2 separate regions of the Mus musculus genome follow, and region 1 is linked to region 2. The links are chromatin loops, found by intact Hi-C in ENCODE. Cell type or tissue: heart. All regions are shown on one strand.

Region 1 (8,000 bases), 190 kb after region 2:
TGTTTTGTTAAGTTTGCCTGTACAGTTCATGGAAATGAAATATGTGGTGCTTCTTCTCTATCATGACTTCCTGAGCATTCTTCTGCATTAATGTCATATTTTATATTCTTTCATTGTGGGTGGGCCAGACTGACTTAACTTTCCACCTGCTGTTGGATACCTGTGTTTGTTTTTATTGTAAATGATGGACACACTTATATTTTTATCCTCTAAAACATCAATCTTCTTAGGATACATTCCTTGAAGACTACTTGCAGAATTAAAGCGTTTTATCATCTTTTCTCTTTTACGGTCTTTGTATGCACTGCCAGATTGTCCTGCAGGAAAGGATTATTCAAACCACCAGCACTTAGGAGAGTGCCTTTTCGTGCTCCCTCCAAATCCAAGATGTTTTTTTGGTAAAACTATTTTCACTATATGAATGGTATAAATATTACCACCATCTCCTCTTACATTTTATCTCTATGAATGCTAAGAAGTTGACCTAAGTTGCTACTGGGAAATAGATGTGCATTTATCCCTTATTTCCATTTATTTTGCAGATCCCTCTTTGGATTCTCTGTCCATCCTCTTCCATTAGGTTGTCAAGGCCTCTTTTCTGCACGAGGTCTCACTATGCAGCTCAAGATGACTTCAAACTCCTCCTCCTGCTGCTGTTGCTGCTGCTCAGTCTCCTTGGTGCTAGCGTTCCAAACCTGTCTTTGGATATCCGGCTTTATAAAATAAATTATACTATTTTTAAGTGTGTGTGTTTGTGTGAGAGAGTGGGAGTGTGTGTGAGTGTCCAGAGTGGCCAAATGAGTCAGATCCCCCGGAGTTGGAGTTATTGGTGGTTGTGAGCCATCCATTATTGGTGCTGGAATCAAATTCAGGTCCTCCTTAACTACTGAGACATTTCTCCAGCCCCAGCATGTCCAGCACAAGTATGTCTATAAACCTCATAGATGTCTGGTATCTAGTGGACTAGAAGAGGCATCAGACCCCCTGGGAACTGAAGTTATAAACAGTTGTGAGTCACCATGTGGATTCTGAGAATTGAACCCAGGTACTCTGGAAAAGCAGCCAGCTATAAACTGTTCAGCCATCTCTCAGGCCCAATATCTCCATTCTTAACTCTGATTTTTTTTCCTTTTTCATGCAAATACATTCAGGCTTTTTGTTTTTGTTTGTTTGGTTTTGGTTTGAGACAGGGTTTCTCTATGTAGCCCTGGCTGTCCTGGATCTCACACTGTAGACCAAGCTGGCCTCGAACTCAGGAATCCACCTGCCTCTGCTTCCCAAGTGCTGAGATTAAAGGCATGAGCCACCATTGCCTGGCACATGCAGGCTTCTTAATATATTAAATGATTATCCTTCTGCTTCTATGAGCTATAAAATATGCATATTTTAAATATACATTTAAAATTTTTCATTCAGATAGATAGAAAGATATATTGTGTGTGTGTGTGTTTTACCACAATATAACAAAGAAAAGAGGACATTAGCCAGATCTGGGCATTTTCTATAACTGTAAATCCACATTCTTTCAGAAAGTCTAATGACTTAAAGTCAATTTGTTTGGGCAAAGAAAAAGATTTACTTGAAAACCAATGATGGTGTAGCTCCCCAACAAAGCCCAGCCTCCTTGGGGCTGCAGTCACGAATATGATCTAGGGATTTGCTGGGGGAACATATCACTGGGGTAGTAGTCCGCCTTACCAGTGCACCAGGTACTCTGTGTTAATTAGTACTTATATATTAATGGATGTTTGGGGTTCTGTAAGTTTAAAGAAAGGTAACACAACAGATAATACCATCGTGCATCTTTTGAGTTCCTTTCCTGGAGAATAACTAATTTGTCACTGAATTGTTAGGATATTAAAGGTGAACCCAGAGAGCAGAGAGGATCACACATGGTATCTTTACATGGAGGGCAAGAGAGAGAAAAGCTTTTTTTTTTACAGACATGGGCAGGGAAGATTCTTATTTTAAAAGATCCTGACAGAATGTAAAAGGTCACAGAAGCCCTGAAATTGGCAAGATTGATGTCACTGTTAGCAGAACTAGCTTCACTGATTTAGAAAAAATAGAGGTGCACAATGCTCTGGCCACTCCTTGAACCTGTGTGTCTGCCAATGTTTTGACCATTCCTTGAACCCATGTGTGTGCCCACTGCTGCACCTCACTGCCAGGTGTTTGTGATATTGGTTGCTGGGAGAGTCAGAAAATCTCCCCAGCAACCACAGCCCAGCCAATCCGGAGTTGCTACACCTGCACCAGACTCTTTCCTTGTACCCCTCCCATACCCATTTCTTGAGAATAGACATTGTTTAGATCTGGAAATCCCCTACTCCCCCCTTCTCCTTCCCCCCAGGGCCTATAAAAACTGAGACCCCTTTCCCCTCAGGGTCGACTCCTCTACTCCTGCGTGGGATGTGAGTCGTCCCCAGAGCTCTAGCTTTCCCCGAATAAAGCCTCATGTGGTTTGCATCAAGCTTGGTCTCTCATGAGTTCTTGGGTGTCCGCTATTGTCCTGAGGCCTGAGCGAGGGGCTCCTCTCGGAGTCTTTCAATTTCACACTTAGATAGCTTCAGTCAGAGGAGTCTGCTGGGGCAAAGACAGTAAGAGACTAAATTATGTACAGTCCGGCTGTGTGACTTCTAAAATTAGTAAGTTTTTAAAAGTCCATTAAGAAGAGAAACTAGAGGGGTTTTCTTTCCTTGATAACACTAGGAAATGTGACCCAATACAACCAACAATATACAGGGTTTAATAACTTGAACCATTGGGCCATTTTGTTTCTTAGTTATAAGGATAACATTTTCCCAACTCGTATCAGGGATAAAGCCATATAATGAATAAAGTGGGTAAGCGCAGACTATAATCAAACTATAGCAACATGAAAGCTTTGTACAAAACTTCAATTTGCATAGAGGTGAGGATGTTTCGGAGACGAAAGACTGTGGTGTTGGCCTGGAATTAAGCAACTATGAACTGGGCTCCTTTTCCGGGTTTAAAATAACAAAATATGTTTGACTCCAAGTTGGGAGTTCTTTAGCACGCATGTACCTGGATCCAGTGGCTTGGTCAAGGGAGAACTACAACTCCCAGCAGCACCGGCGAGAGCGCAACTTCCGGGCCTAGAGTTTCTCTTGCCCCCTCCCTTACCACCACCCCACTTCTCTCACAAACAAGCCGACTTTTCGCTTCTAGCGTCGCCGAGTTCGAGATGGCATTGGCCATTGGCGGCGGACTTCCTACCTTGCAAGGAAGGGCTCAGGACTCGGCTAAGAGGAAAGTCGGGTCATAGAAAGCGGGAGGTGGAGGCTGCGGCTCAGGACGCCCAGGGACGTCATGTCCGCTGGGCGGGGCTTCCCGATCCCGCGCAAATCGAAAGGTCCATGGCTGCGCTTGCAGCAGCCGCTCGCCGCCGTTCTGAACCCCAGGTGAGCGAGCGAGCCCCTATGCGGGCGGCCGGGCGGTCACTGGAGCAGCGGGCCGTGTGGAGGAAAGTGGGGTCCCCATGACTCTGATCCACGTGCCTTCTGCCCCTCGGCGCGAAACCCGGATCTCCGGGAAGTGAGCGGGAGCGTGGAGCGCCTGCAGGCGACTGCCTCGGCCTCCGGGTCTCCCGCTTTCCGCAGAGGCGGGCTGACGTGTGTCCTTACCAACACTCGTACCTAGCGATGAATTCCCTTTGTATATGCTCTCTCCTGTGCAGGTTTGAGGAGCCACGGCGCCTGGAATGGACTTGTGTGCTATGCCTGTTCGTTCGGGAGACGGGACTAAGGTGAAGCCGCTGCTGCTGTTACCTCGGGTACCACCGGCGACCTTCTGGTGTTGATGCGCCACATGGCACTCAGTCACTTCTATACTAAAGAGGAAATATTTATTCGAGATTTAGTTGGCCTAGAAGAAAGAAACTTAAGGAAATTTCACGAAATGTAATTATGTCCCTCCCCCACCCCAACCCCCCCCCCCCCCAGCATGCACGAAATCATGTTTTAGAGACGTTGTCTTTTAAACGTAGTGGACTCGTTTTACACAGACCCACCTGCACCCAAATTGGCTGATGTTTAAAATTACGGGTTCATGCCCCCCTTTAGGGATTCATAGTTAATGGGCATGACCTTAAAGGTAAATGAATCTCTCAAGTGTCAGGGCTGCTAGCTAAGGGCATGGCCACTTTCCTGTGGTGTCAACAGGGCACCTCTGGCTTATCCCATAGTCTTTAAGAACATGATCTTAGGTCTGTTGAATCAGGTGCCTGTCCCTGTGACCTCACTGCTGAGAGAGGGGAAGGTAAGAGTGGAAAATCCCAGAGAGCTCAGCCTAAGACCTAACTAGCCTGGTGGACGCAGCTCAAACAAACAAGGTGGACTGCCTTTCACATCCTCCGATTCAAACTCCATCACGCATGCATCATACACAGAAAGAATAGTTGCAGAGGGTAATAGCCTTTGCTCTTGCAACCATGAGGACCTAAGTTAGAATCCTCCCCCCAGCCCCCTCCCCATTAAAACCCCCTGTGCCTGAGCCTGCTGGTAACTGCAGAGATTGGGAGGCAGAGGTGGCAGATCCCAAGACCTCATTGGGCCTAGTTGGTTCCGTAACACCCTGCCTCAAGGTGATAGACAGGTAGCAATAGAGGAAGACACCCAATGCCTTGCTCTGGGCTCTGCATGGATGTACCCACACACTCATTACATGCACACACTCCCTAATACAAATACCTGATCTTAGATGGTAATACTGTATTGGGAAGTGGCAAGCAGCTGCTGGAGTTGGAGTAGGAAGGCGGGGGTGGGGTGGGGGGGGGTGTTAGTTGCTTTGAAGGGGCTGCCATCTCCAGGACTTCCATGTAAGGACCTAGAAGGGAATGGAAATTATAACTGTTTGTTTCTTGAAGCTGTTTTGCACATCAAACACGGCTTCATGTGTCTTTGGTATAGCCTTCAATGAATCTGATGAAATTTCCCCTAGATGCCACCATGGCTAATTACCAGGGTATTGCTTGGAATAAACCATTCTGGTAGTGTGGGATTGCTGACATGCTTTTCAGTTGAAATGTCTGTCCTTCTCCAAACTTTGGAGTTTCTACACTGAACTTTGGATGCGCCCCTTTAATATAGGGGTGAATATGATACCATAGCATGCAGTGTTATAGGCTCATAGTCCTCTTTTTATGAAAGGAGAGACTCAGTTTTAATGTCTGAGTCCAAGTGTTAAGAGAGATAAGAGCCCACGTTAGGATTGTAAGTATGGAAGCATTTTTGGAAACAAATAACCACGAAGGAACTCCCCAGTGGTGTTCAGGTGAGTGTTGGTGATTAATGAAGTTCTGAGCTACAGAAGTTGCCCGAGAGAAGGCCAATCATTAGCTAAATGTTACTGTCGGTGCTAGACTCCACACTGAATTTCTAAAGCTTTTTGGTAAATCAGCCTTGGTTTCATGTTGCTCTCCTCCCTTTTTCCTTCATGTAGTTAACTTGGCACGATGGGGATTCAAGGGTTACTTCAGTTCATCCAAGAAGCTTCTGAACCTGTCAACGTGAAGAAGTACAAAGGACAGGCAGTGGCTGTGGATACCTACTGTTGGCTTCACAAAGGGGCTATTGCTTGTGCTGAAAAGCTAGCCAAAGGGGAACCTACAGATAGGTGAGTTTGCAGTGTATATCACTTGGTTTGAGAGCTAGAATGGTATGCTTTCTGTTTTTGGGTCAGCCCCAGGTATTTCAGGCTGGCCGGGGATTTGCTATAGCCAAGGATGACCTGGAGGAGGAGTCTAATCCATTGTGCCGCCACTGCCCAGCTTCCTGTATGCCAGGGACTGAGCCCAGGGCATCATGCATGCTAAGCAAGCACGTCTATGAACTGGGCGATATCCACAGCACCTCAGTCCTTTTTCTTTTTCACCTTTGTTTCTCCGGTCATTGTTTCAATAAATACTAGCATTTAATAAGAGCATGTGCTTAGAGCATTGCCAGACTTCTTCTGTGGTACAGGTCTGATGTTTGGTCTTAGTAAGAAGGCATAGTGGCAGGATACAGACAGACAAAAGTTGAATATTATCTCCTGAAAGAGTGGGGATTTTTTCTCCTGTTCCCAAACTCCTGAAATACCAACTCTGGGACTATAATTATGTTTACAAATACCTTGGCCATGAGCTTTGGCTGTGCGCCAACTAGCTTGTATATTAATCATCCCTTTGTTGTATTGGGCTACTTGGCTGGTTACCTCTGCTTGGCTCTCATGTTTCTGTCCTTCGTGTTCCTGAGTGAATCCCCCATGCCTGACTCTGTCCCAGAATCCTTGCTTCCTCCGGGAACTCCCACCTTCTATTTCCTGCCTCTAGATTCCTTCCTTCTGCTATAGTGCAATCAGCTTTGTTTGATCGATGAAGATTCCTTCTACCTATCCCCCTGTTAGTCTAATAAAAGGTTCTTTCTCTTACAATAATACACTACATATAGTAACAATTATGAAAACTATCAGGTAAGAATTACATTCACAACGTCTAGTCTATGTATGTATTTGGTAATTTTTGGAGAAAGTATTTTATAATCTATCCTATCTTGGTGAACTTAAAGTTCTGTACCTAAATCATTATCATAGCTTATATTAGTAACTTAAAACATCCTCTTAGACCTAAAAACATTTTCTTAAGTCCTAAACAACTTAAGGTGAATTGTGAAACTGTAACTGTCTAGTCTTCAACCCCATCGGAGACCTGAAAAGGAATAAATATTACCTGAGTGTGCAAGCAGTGCAGGCAAGCAGGTTCCACAACTATAGAAGTGACAGAGAAAGCTGGCTGCCTGACTGCCTGTCCCCCCAAATCGTCTCTATAACATTGGAGCATCCACCGTCAGCCTTCTGACCCAGTATATCTGACAGACTTTTTGTGAGCAGCACTTTTCCTTGCAAAGCTTGGCAGTTGACTTCCCTGTGTCCCACTTGTCCATTTTGGACAGCATACTGTCTGCAGTTGAGACTTGAACAATTTCCCGCCAGTGTCATATGTGAAGCAAATTTCATAGATTCTTCAATGCGTATCCCCTTTGAAGTAGAATGGTGTGCTGCCAGGAGCAGACCTGTCCCTTTTTTGAAAGCCAAACTGCAGCTTCTGTGCCTGGCTTTCTGGTATCTGGACCTTTTGGCTAAAGCCTGAATCTAGGATCCTATTCTTGGATTATGTGCCTAACAGTGGGTGCCATTTGTAAAAGTGGGGTGTTTTTTGCCCTCCTGTCCTCAAGCCTCCAGAATGACATATTTGACAGGAAGCTTCCAAGCAGTCATAAGAGAGAGAGAGATCTTCTTCTGCAGTCTCCTTGTTCTTTGTTCAAGAGAAGCTTTGGTTTTTCCTCTAAGATAAACTTTTTAACAATGTTTTCAGAACCCACGATGCTTATCTAGAACACACTGCTAATCTCTGTTAGCAAAATGATGCAGAGGTACAGTATGTTCTGCCAAAAATGGTGGGTCCTGTTGACATCCAGTCTGAATTCTGTGACCTCATTTTAGGAAGGTTCACATGTATTCATATATAAAACCATACTGTTTTTACCACCACTCCCTTGTACATATCTATTTACTTTTATTTTCTGAAAAATATCATTTTTGATATATCATTTTTGCTTTTCAAAAGGAAAACCCACATGTATTTTGTTAGTACTTTCTATGTTTGATTTGGTATTTTTGAGACGGTTTTGAGTAGTCCAGGTGGGCCTCATCCTTTTTAGCCCAGGATAACCCTGACTTGTTATCACCTCTACTTCTTAGTTACTTTTCTATTGCCGTAACATAACACCATGACCGTCTTGGCAAGGAGCATGGCCGAAGGCAGGCAGAGGGACAGGCATGGTGCTGGAGCGGTAGCCAAGAGCTTAAATCTTGAGCCACAAGCATGAGGTAGAAAGAGCTAACAGAATGACATGGTATGAGCTTTTAAGTCCTCAAAGCCTGCTCCCAATGACACACCTCCTAATCCTTCCTAAATAGTTCTACCAACTGGGGACCAA
Region 2 (8,000 bases):
GCAAACGGCTGTGTCCTTTCCATTTCTGCATTTCACCATAGCGGTAAATGTTACCATGCATCACATATGCGTGTGTGCTGGAACTCTTCTCTGAAAGAAGAAAATTCAAGAAAAGAACACAATTGTAAATAATAGAAAAGCAATTTCATGCAACAGCAATTCCAATCCACTGGAGCCTGACTTGTTCATGTGGATAGAAACCTCTACCCAAAGCAATTCATTAAATGCTTCCTAACAGTTCTTCTAATGAACAAAAGGTATTTTGTATATCCTCCCCTGAAGTCAGGCAACACTGTTGTGAGGCATAGACACAATATCCCAATAAATTAAAAATAATATTATATAATTACTGATTTTTAATAAAATATTTAGACAATACCATGAGATTAGACTAAAAGAACTATGTGGCTTTACTGTGTTAATGTAAACACGTTATGCATTATGATCATGCCAACATAATGGAGAATATTACTGTGGCCAGGGAAGTCTGTAATTAATCCCAGAACAGCTGTAGAGAAGATTTTTACATCTCTAACTACCCCACGGATCTTGCAGTAGATACATGAGACACTCAGATATTCAGATATTACAAAAGAATTAATTCAATAACTAGCACTTTAAAATACGTTAAGTATATGTAAGAGCAAGCCTAAGGGGAAAGAGTCTTACAACATTTTCAGTATCAAAGTACATGTTTAAGCTAAAAAGGAAAGTCATGGTTACCTATTTAAAACACTGTATCATAAGTAGCATCTATTCTTCACATCTAAATAAAGAAATATTTGCATTTTGTCAGACTATCGTGGCAGCCATTTCATTTCTAAGGAAATGATGAAAAAAAAAGCTGCTTCTGTTGCCTTCCACCACAACGCTGGCTACAGCCCGTGTGATGCTAGATGTGGCTGCCAGCTGCTCCCTTTGGACACACTCACCTGGAAGTCTGCAGGCTACCACACTTACACACCCCACTGCCAGCCTTTTGATTGCTCATCATATACTGTAGCAGTAAGTGTTCTTTGGCTCCTCTACTTTTCACTACCATTAAATCTGCTGACATCTAAGTGCAGGTCCAAGGAAGAGAATGGTTATTCTGACATTTATAAAATAAGCCATTCAGTTGGGATTTAAATGAACTTTACTAGGTCACCGACTGGACGGATCAGTTTAACTGAAACAGTGATCCTAACAAGGCCAGCTGGTGGAAACCTCTGACCAAGATTATCAGGGATTCCTCTTATTTTTAGCCTTCTCCGAGATGCCAGGAGCAGAGCCCAAAATGAAGCAATTGCCTGGTCCCCTTGTGCATATATATATGCAAGAATTTGTGAACTGCTTACTCTCGCTTCTAGCAGAGTACAAAGCGGGAGAGAAAACCTATGAGGATATCTAAAGTATAAACATGCATGCACTTCCTCCAGGCATAGAACAAGGCTGAGGTGGTAGTAAGAGGGGAGGGGGTTATAAGCACCAAGGGTACATACAGAACACAATACCCTTCAGAAATACAAAGCAAATGGGATAGATGACATTAACCACAGAAAGCTCAATAGTAGATAACAAAGATGGGGAAACTGGCAGCCTTCGAGAATGAATGGCTTGGGAAAGCCCAGACAATGGGGTAGCCATAAGACCCACCCTTGTACCGTCAGACCAGTACCATCAGCATCACCAAAGCCTGAAGCAAGCAGCTAGCAACTTCCAGCAGTTAAAATTGCCCTCTCCTTCAGTACTCAGAATTGATTAGTCCTGGTTTAGGAACAGAAAAGGGAAGAGTCTTCTCCATCTCCATCCTTTACCCTACTCAAGAGCATATTCTGGGCAAAGAAATTACTTGCTAAGAATGCTGTGCGGTCTGAAGTCACCTCACTCTACACTTGTCTCCAGGAAGTAACTTATTTTCAAGCCTCTAACCCCAGAAGATCTACATCAGATTTTAGGATGGGAATAAATGACATGATTCAAAGAAAGACTGGATGCCCTGAATAAAGGAACCCTCGGGTAAAACCAGGGCGAATGTTTCTTGTAGTCTTTAAAAAAAAAAATCTCTCCTGGTGCTGACAGACCCCAGCAGGAATTCAGAAGGGGAAGAAAGGGCAGAGAGGATTCTGGAAGATAGGATTGGCAGAGCAAGCCAGGGAGAGCCAGGGTGGGTGCTGCAGACATAAGAAAACTCAACCCATTCCTTTTTATTCGGTTTCAGATGGAGACACTGAACACCACAGCACAGAAAAGTACTTCACAGAAAGAAAGGACTTTAATGTCTTCAAACAAACACCTGTCGCTACCCCCAGGGCTTTTCTGCAAGCTGTCCTGACACATCACCTTTTTTAAAGATCAATCCGCCTAAATGCCCCCCCACCCCGAAAAACATTTTTAAGGTAACAGAGAGAATAATCATATAGTCAACCCATATTACTACTCGCATCCTCTTACAGACCTTCCTCTAGGTTCAATATTGTTATGTAAAGAAATCCTTAGATCAATGTTTATTAGGGGAAAGCATCAGAATTGTCAATCAGTGAAAAACCATCATGACTCCTAAATTTTGTTTTAAAACTTTAAAAAGGAAATGATGACAAACACCGTGAGATTTGGGTTTGCCACATGTAAGTTGGCAAATAACAATTGTCAAGGATATTACAGAGACGTTTTTCTCTAAGATCTGGCAAGATCAAGTCAATAGTAAATTATCAATGTGTTTTTAAGGTTTGTGAAAGGGACTTTAAGCCTTAAGAAATATCCATTTCTATTTTAAATCGTTATACAAACAAAATCCCTAGGGGACACACACACACACACGTTTTTCCCAGGCTTAGAATACTGGATCAGTCAACCTTCAACCTGTCAATTCTCAATATAAATCTTCAAGAAAGCAACAAGTTCTACTTCAATTAAATGTACTGGCTGCCCTGCTAATTATGAGTTGGACTCCTTTGCGCCATTTGTAACCTCTGGTGTGACAGAACCTATGTACAGGAAATTAAAAAAAAAAAAAAGTCTCATCCCCTAGGAAGCATTCAACTGTTTATAATTGCTAACGAGTGAAAGGGGGTAAAATACTGCGTTATTTAGGATTCTACATGTCATTCTGAGGAACAAATACTAAATTTGTGAATTAAATCTCTCCTTGTTCTCGCCTCCACTGTTCAGGAGTTGACTTTTTTCTTGCATCTCTTGACTCTACAGGGCCTCATTTCTTTCTCCCTCTGTAAAGTCCACTGTGAGCTGCCCTGTTGAGAGCTACAGTAGGAAGTAAAAATAGATGAGGGGAAATAAGATGGCCAGCGGCAGGGAGACTTTGGAAAGTGCTACAGAGGCAGGAGGGGCTGGGGTTGGTGACTGGCTGGGAAGAAGGGTGTGTAAATCCAGGCAAGGAGGGAAACAGAGTTGGGGATGAAGACCAGATGAAAGGGAGAAGGGAGGCGAGGGTTGGGTATCTAAGGGAGGTTCTCGAGGAGAGAGAGGGAGTTGTGGGTGATGACTGGCTATCAGGGACGATCCCGGGGAGGACGGAGGCCCAGAGCTGATGTACCCGGGGGAAAGTTGAGAGGCAAGGAGAACGCGTCCCGGGCGACTCACCAAAGAGGCTGCCGCTAAACCCGTCCCACGCGCAGCCCACGGCGTCCCACACCCAGCCGTTCCGCAGGCACGACGCGAAGGTGAAGGTGACTCCGAACAGGGATACCAGCAGGTCGCCCAGGCTCAGGTTGACCAGGAAGAGGTGGGTGGGCGTGCGCAGTCTCGGGAACTTGGAGTAGAGAAGCAGCACCAGCAGGTTGCCGCCGACGCCCAGCAGCGCGAGGCAGCCGAGTAGCAGCGCCAGGCGCTCGTACGCGGTGGGGCTGAAGAGAGGCGCGGGGCTCCGCGTGCCCGCCGGTGCTGCGCCCTCGGCGCCCGCCCCGTCCTCCCAGTAGCCCTGGTCGCCACTACGGTTCCCCGAGTACATGGCCCGACGCCGGCGCGCCGTGAGAGAGAGGGCTCGGTGAGCCGGGCGGCCCGAACAGGGTGGATCTCACGCTCTGCGGGCCGCTCAGGCCATTGTGCCCGGGAGCCGCGCCAGGCCCGCCCAACCCGCGCGCACCCGAGGCCCCGCCCTTCGGTGCTAGGACCCCGCCCCACCGCATGAAACTCCGCCCTCCTAGCGTTCTTGCTATCCCACCCTCCCGCGTGGGTCCCGAGCCCCACTAGCTAGCACTTGCAGTCCCTCCCACGGGACCTCCCTGGAGGCCACGCCCTTCTACCTTGCGGCCTCATCCATACGGCAGCCGTTTTGGCCCCGCCCTCCTAAGACTCTTCCGCAGTCTGGCCTGCGGCTCCTCCCTCCCGGAATCTCCTGTTACCCCGCCCTCTGACTCACACCCTTGGCCCCGCCCTCCGGCATACAGCTCCGCCTTCTTAGAACCTCTGACCGCGCCTCTGAGCTGTGGCCCCGCCCTACTGCTTTAGCGGCCCGCCCCTTTTCCCCCCTCCCACCTCCCGGGCGCGTTCCCGCCCAGCAGAGGTGAGTTTCAGAGACCAGTGAGCTCTTGCTCTGCTTCCTTCACCCTTAAGCCGAGGTGGAAACCTGAACAGACTGTACAGAAAAAAAGAGAAAGTAAACTCCCTTACGGAGGTAAATTAGCCACAGCGGATCCTCACAGCCCTCAACGGACTCTAAAGCATCTCGTCCATTCACCCGTTAAGTCACTCACCCTAGCATACACTCATTCATAAATATTTATGAACGCCTGCGCTTAACTCAGTTAAGCATGCTGAATGAAATACTCTCTTTCCTGGGAAGCTATAATAACACCCACCCCCACCTCATACACCCAATAGAAAGAAAACAAAACACTGAAATGCCCGAAGTAGAGCGCCAGCGAAATGATCTCATAAACAGGGAACCTGACGTTAAAAACAAACAAACAAACGCAGCAGGCTGAGTCTCAACTACCTTAGAGCTGGAAGATATGTCCCAGCGTTTATGACAGTGTTCTGAGCTGCCACTCTCAGAGCCCCAGAATAAGGAAGGAAATAGCATCAGAGTGACACCCAAGTCACCCTTCCACTGGATCCCAAGCCTTCTCAGTCTGCAGTAGGTACACCTGATACACAATCCAGTCCAAATGCTTCTCTGGAGGTGATCTCTTGAGCAGTGCCCCGCCCCCTAAGGCTTCAATCCAAATCTAGCAGGTATAGAGAGGATATATTTAGAACAGCACGCATTTTCCACTGGACCTTTCCCCAGCAGCAATGCAAATATAGAACAAGTCAAATATAGATTGTGAACGTCACTTCTTTAGGCCTGCTTTCTCTGTCTCCACTGCAGTCCCCAACGACTACCCACGAGAGGAAAATGTCCCGAGCTGCATGCACCTGAAGATGTCATAGGCACTAATGACTGGTTTGTGGAAACTAAATTGGTGTGCACCAGTGTCCACCCCTCCTCCCACTTGTGTTAGACTCAGTGCATCTCAAAAGTCTTCAATAGTCAGCTAAGTGACGAGATAGCTTGATACCCTGCTGCACTGAGCACTTGACTAAGAGGTTGTGTGTGCCAGCTTCAAAATCTTGATCTTATTTTTAAGACTTCTAACCTGAATTCAGCATCTACAAGGCCTTTGACCTCACCTGCCCTGAAAAAAAAATGTTTTTAATTTTGTGGTTTAGATTTATAGGACCATTTAATAAGTTCTTTGTGCCTCTGACGTCTCACTATAGTAGTCTTCCTACAGTAGGATTGCAACGTTAGTGGAAGGAAGAAAGGAAAGAGTCCTGATTTTTTTTTCCTAAAATATTCATTCTTTGGCACACAGTCTTCTTCTCCTAAAGCTTTCTAGAGGTGTTGAGAGAAGACAATGCTGACCAAATTGGTTCATACATGAGATGCCAGATGCTAAGTGCCATAAACAATTATAAGGCAGAGAAAATAGAGGTGTATATGCTAGCAGAATACTCCCTTCCAGGCAGCTAGGACTAGGATCTTAAAGCCTAGACCCACAGGGACACACCTACTCCAACAAGGCCGCACCTCCACTCCCTGGCTCAAGCATATACAAACCATCATAAGAGGAAAGAGAAAATAAATGTGCTGTTACTTAGACAGCTCTGCATTGAACTCTAAACAAGACCTATGTGCCAAGGGAGGACTCTATTTGCCCCTTTGGAGGGAAACGAGGGCACCAGTATAGCAGAATAATAGGAGATGAAGATAGAGAGGTAAGTAGGTGAGCAGCTGTGCTTTGGCCTCTACTGTATCAACATAATAAGGTTGATACAATAGACCTATAAGGTCCAGAACATTGCCTGCGCAAGAGGTGTGAGTGCAATGAATAAAAACAGTAAGAGCCTCTGGGGGAAATGGTTAACATTTTGATAATTGACAATAGTTATTATAATAATCCTGTGAACTGTTAAGGTCTTTTAGTAGAGTTGATACACATAAGCAAGATACTGCATATATGATTTTGTTAATAAAAATGTTTCTTGTACATTTCAAAATTAGGTCTTTATGGGAGTTATGGTTTAAGTGGAAAATTCCCTATGGGTTTGTGTGCTTGAATACTTGGCCCCTGTCTGGTGGCACTGTTATGGGAGCTTATGGAATCTTTGGCATGGAATCATTCCCCCAATAGATCATCTCCAAAGTGACCCAGACAAGCCAAGCAGTGCCTGGTCCTTCAGGCCTGTGTACTGCTAAGAATGCAAGCCCTGGCCACAGGCATCATCAGGTGCTAACATACATTCTTTCCAGGAGAGTTTTTCCTTGGCTTATTCCTGGAGCTGGGTCTGATCATGGTGAACCAGATGTAAAGCAACCTGCTACCCTGCCTTGGTTAGTCGTTGGTTTTGTTTGTTTGTCTGTTTGTCTGTCGGTTGGTTTTGTTGTGTTGTTTTCCCAACCTGACACAAGCTAGAGTTTGTGGGGAAAGCAAAGAACCTCAGTTGAGAAGATGCTCGCACTAGACTGGCCTGCAGGAAAGCCCGTGGAGCATATTTTTGATTAATGGAGGTATATGAGCATCCAGTCCTGGGTTGTATAAGGCAGCAGCCTAAGAAAAACACAACTAGCAAGCCAATAAGCAGTATTCTTCAACGGATTCTACTTCAGTTCCTGCCCTGAGTTCCTGCCCTGGCTTCCTTCAATGATGGACTATGATGTGAAGGTGTAAGATAAACTAAACCCTTTCTTTCCCAAGTTGCTGTTGGTCATGTTTTGGGTTTTTTTTTGGGGGGGGGGGTTCCCTCAACATCCTTCCACCATGTATGGATGAGTAGAAAATGCCCACAGGAGGAATGGACATTTAGCAGCTACTGACGGCTAGAGCTTTGATGATTCCCAATCATCAGAACGATGAGAAAGGAAACACTGATGTTTGTAAATTACTCAGTGGGACGTATTTTATTGCAGCAACAGGAATGGACCAAGACCAATGCAACAGAAGATATAACATCTAATATAGTAAGCGATAACTTCACTTTAACACGTTTATTTTTTTAAAGTTTGTGTGTGTTTGTGTGTGTGCGCTTGCCCACACTCATGTTTGCAAGAGTGCAGGTCCCTGTGGAAGACAGGAGGGGGCTGCTGATGCTGGTTTTTAAGCTACTTCATTGGTTTCTTATACCTCTCCCTCCCTGGCAACCCTTACTCCTTCCAACACCCCAACACTAGGTAGGAGAGAAAGAAGGATAAAGGGGGAAGGAAGCAATGTCTCTTTAGAGCACTTCCTGCTGATTAGGGGCACTGAACTCCTTGGGGGCAAGTCCAATCTTAATAGTCAGGATATCTCTAACTTCTGATCTCTTTTCTCACAGGAACTAGCAGGAGGACTTGTCATGTCCTCTCCTTTAGAGTGCTCGGACACCCCTCTCCTCCCAGGGCTCTGGCATTTATACCCTCTCCAGAGTCCTCAGGATTAAACTCTCCAAAGCTGGCAGAATCACAATCTTGCCAGAGCATACACGAGGCAAATAGTCAGCGGCTGTGGATAATCTGCGGCAGCCCCTACATCCCACACCTG

Evidence for each region. Peaks named below come from ENCODE experiments on the same cell type or tissue, not always from the same donor. Only the 100,000 strongest peaks of a DNase experiment are listed, where the experiment ranks them.
Region 1: it touches region 2 in a loop (7-fold over the local background); 21 of 42 quality-filtered maps call a loop at or near these places.

The regions. Positions count from the first base shown.
Region 1 is chr1:175,877,432-175,885,431 of GRCm38, forward strand. It overlaps Exo1 (exonuclease 1), which reads left to right and starts at 3,347. Exons shown (of 15, transcript NM_012012.4): 1 at 3,347-3,425; 2 at 3,701-3,769; 3 at 5,464-5,637. The coding sequence starts at 5,477. It overlaps Gm36360 (a long non-coding RNA gene), which reads right to left and starts at 3,324. Exons shown (of 3, transcript XR_373723.2): 1 at 3,241-3,324. In heart, no CTCF peak of the experiment used is centred here; a DNase peak (open chromatin) is centred at 3,330; H3K4me3 peaks cover 2,030 bases; H3K27ac peaks cover 1,114 bases.
Region 2 is chr1:175,688,591-175,696,590 of GRCm38, forward strand. Opn3 (opsin 3) reads right to left here and starts at 4,042. Exons shown (of 4, transcript NM_010098.3): 1 at 3,580-4,042. The coding sequence starts at 3,946. Gm39707 (a long non-coding RNA gene) reads left to right here and starts at 4,456. Exons shown (of 3, transcript XR_865748.2): 1 at 4,456-4,501; 2 at 7,391-7,441; 3 at 7,795-8,000. In heart, no CTCF peak of the experiment used is centred here; DNase peaks (open chromatin) are centred at 4,221 and 5,041; H3K4me3 peaks cover 3,455 bases; H3K27ac peaks cover 2,544 bases.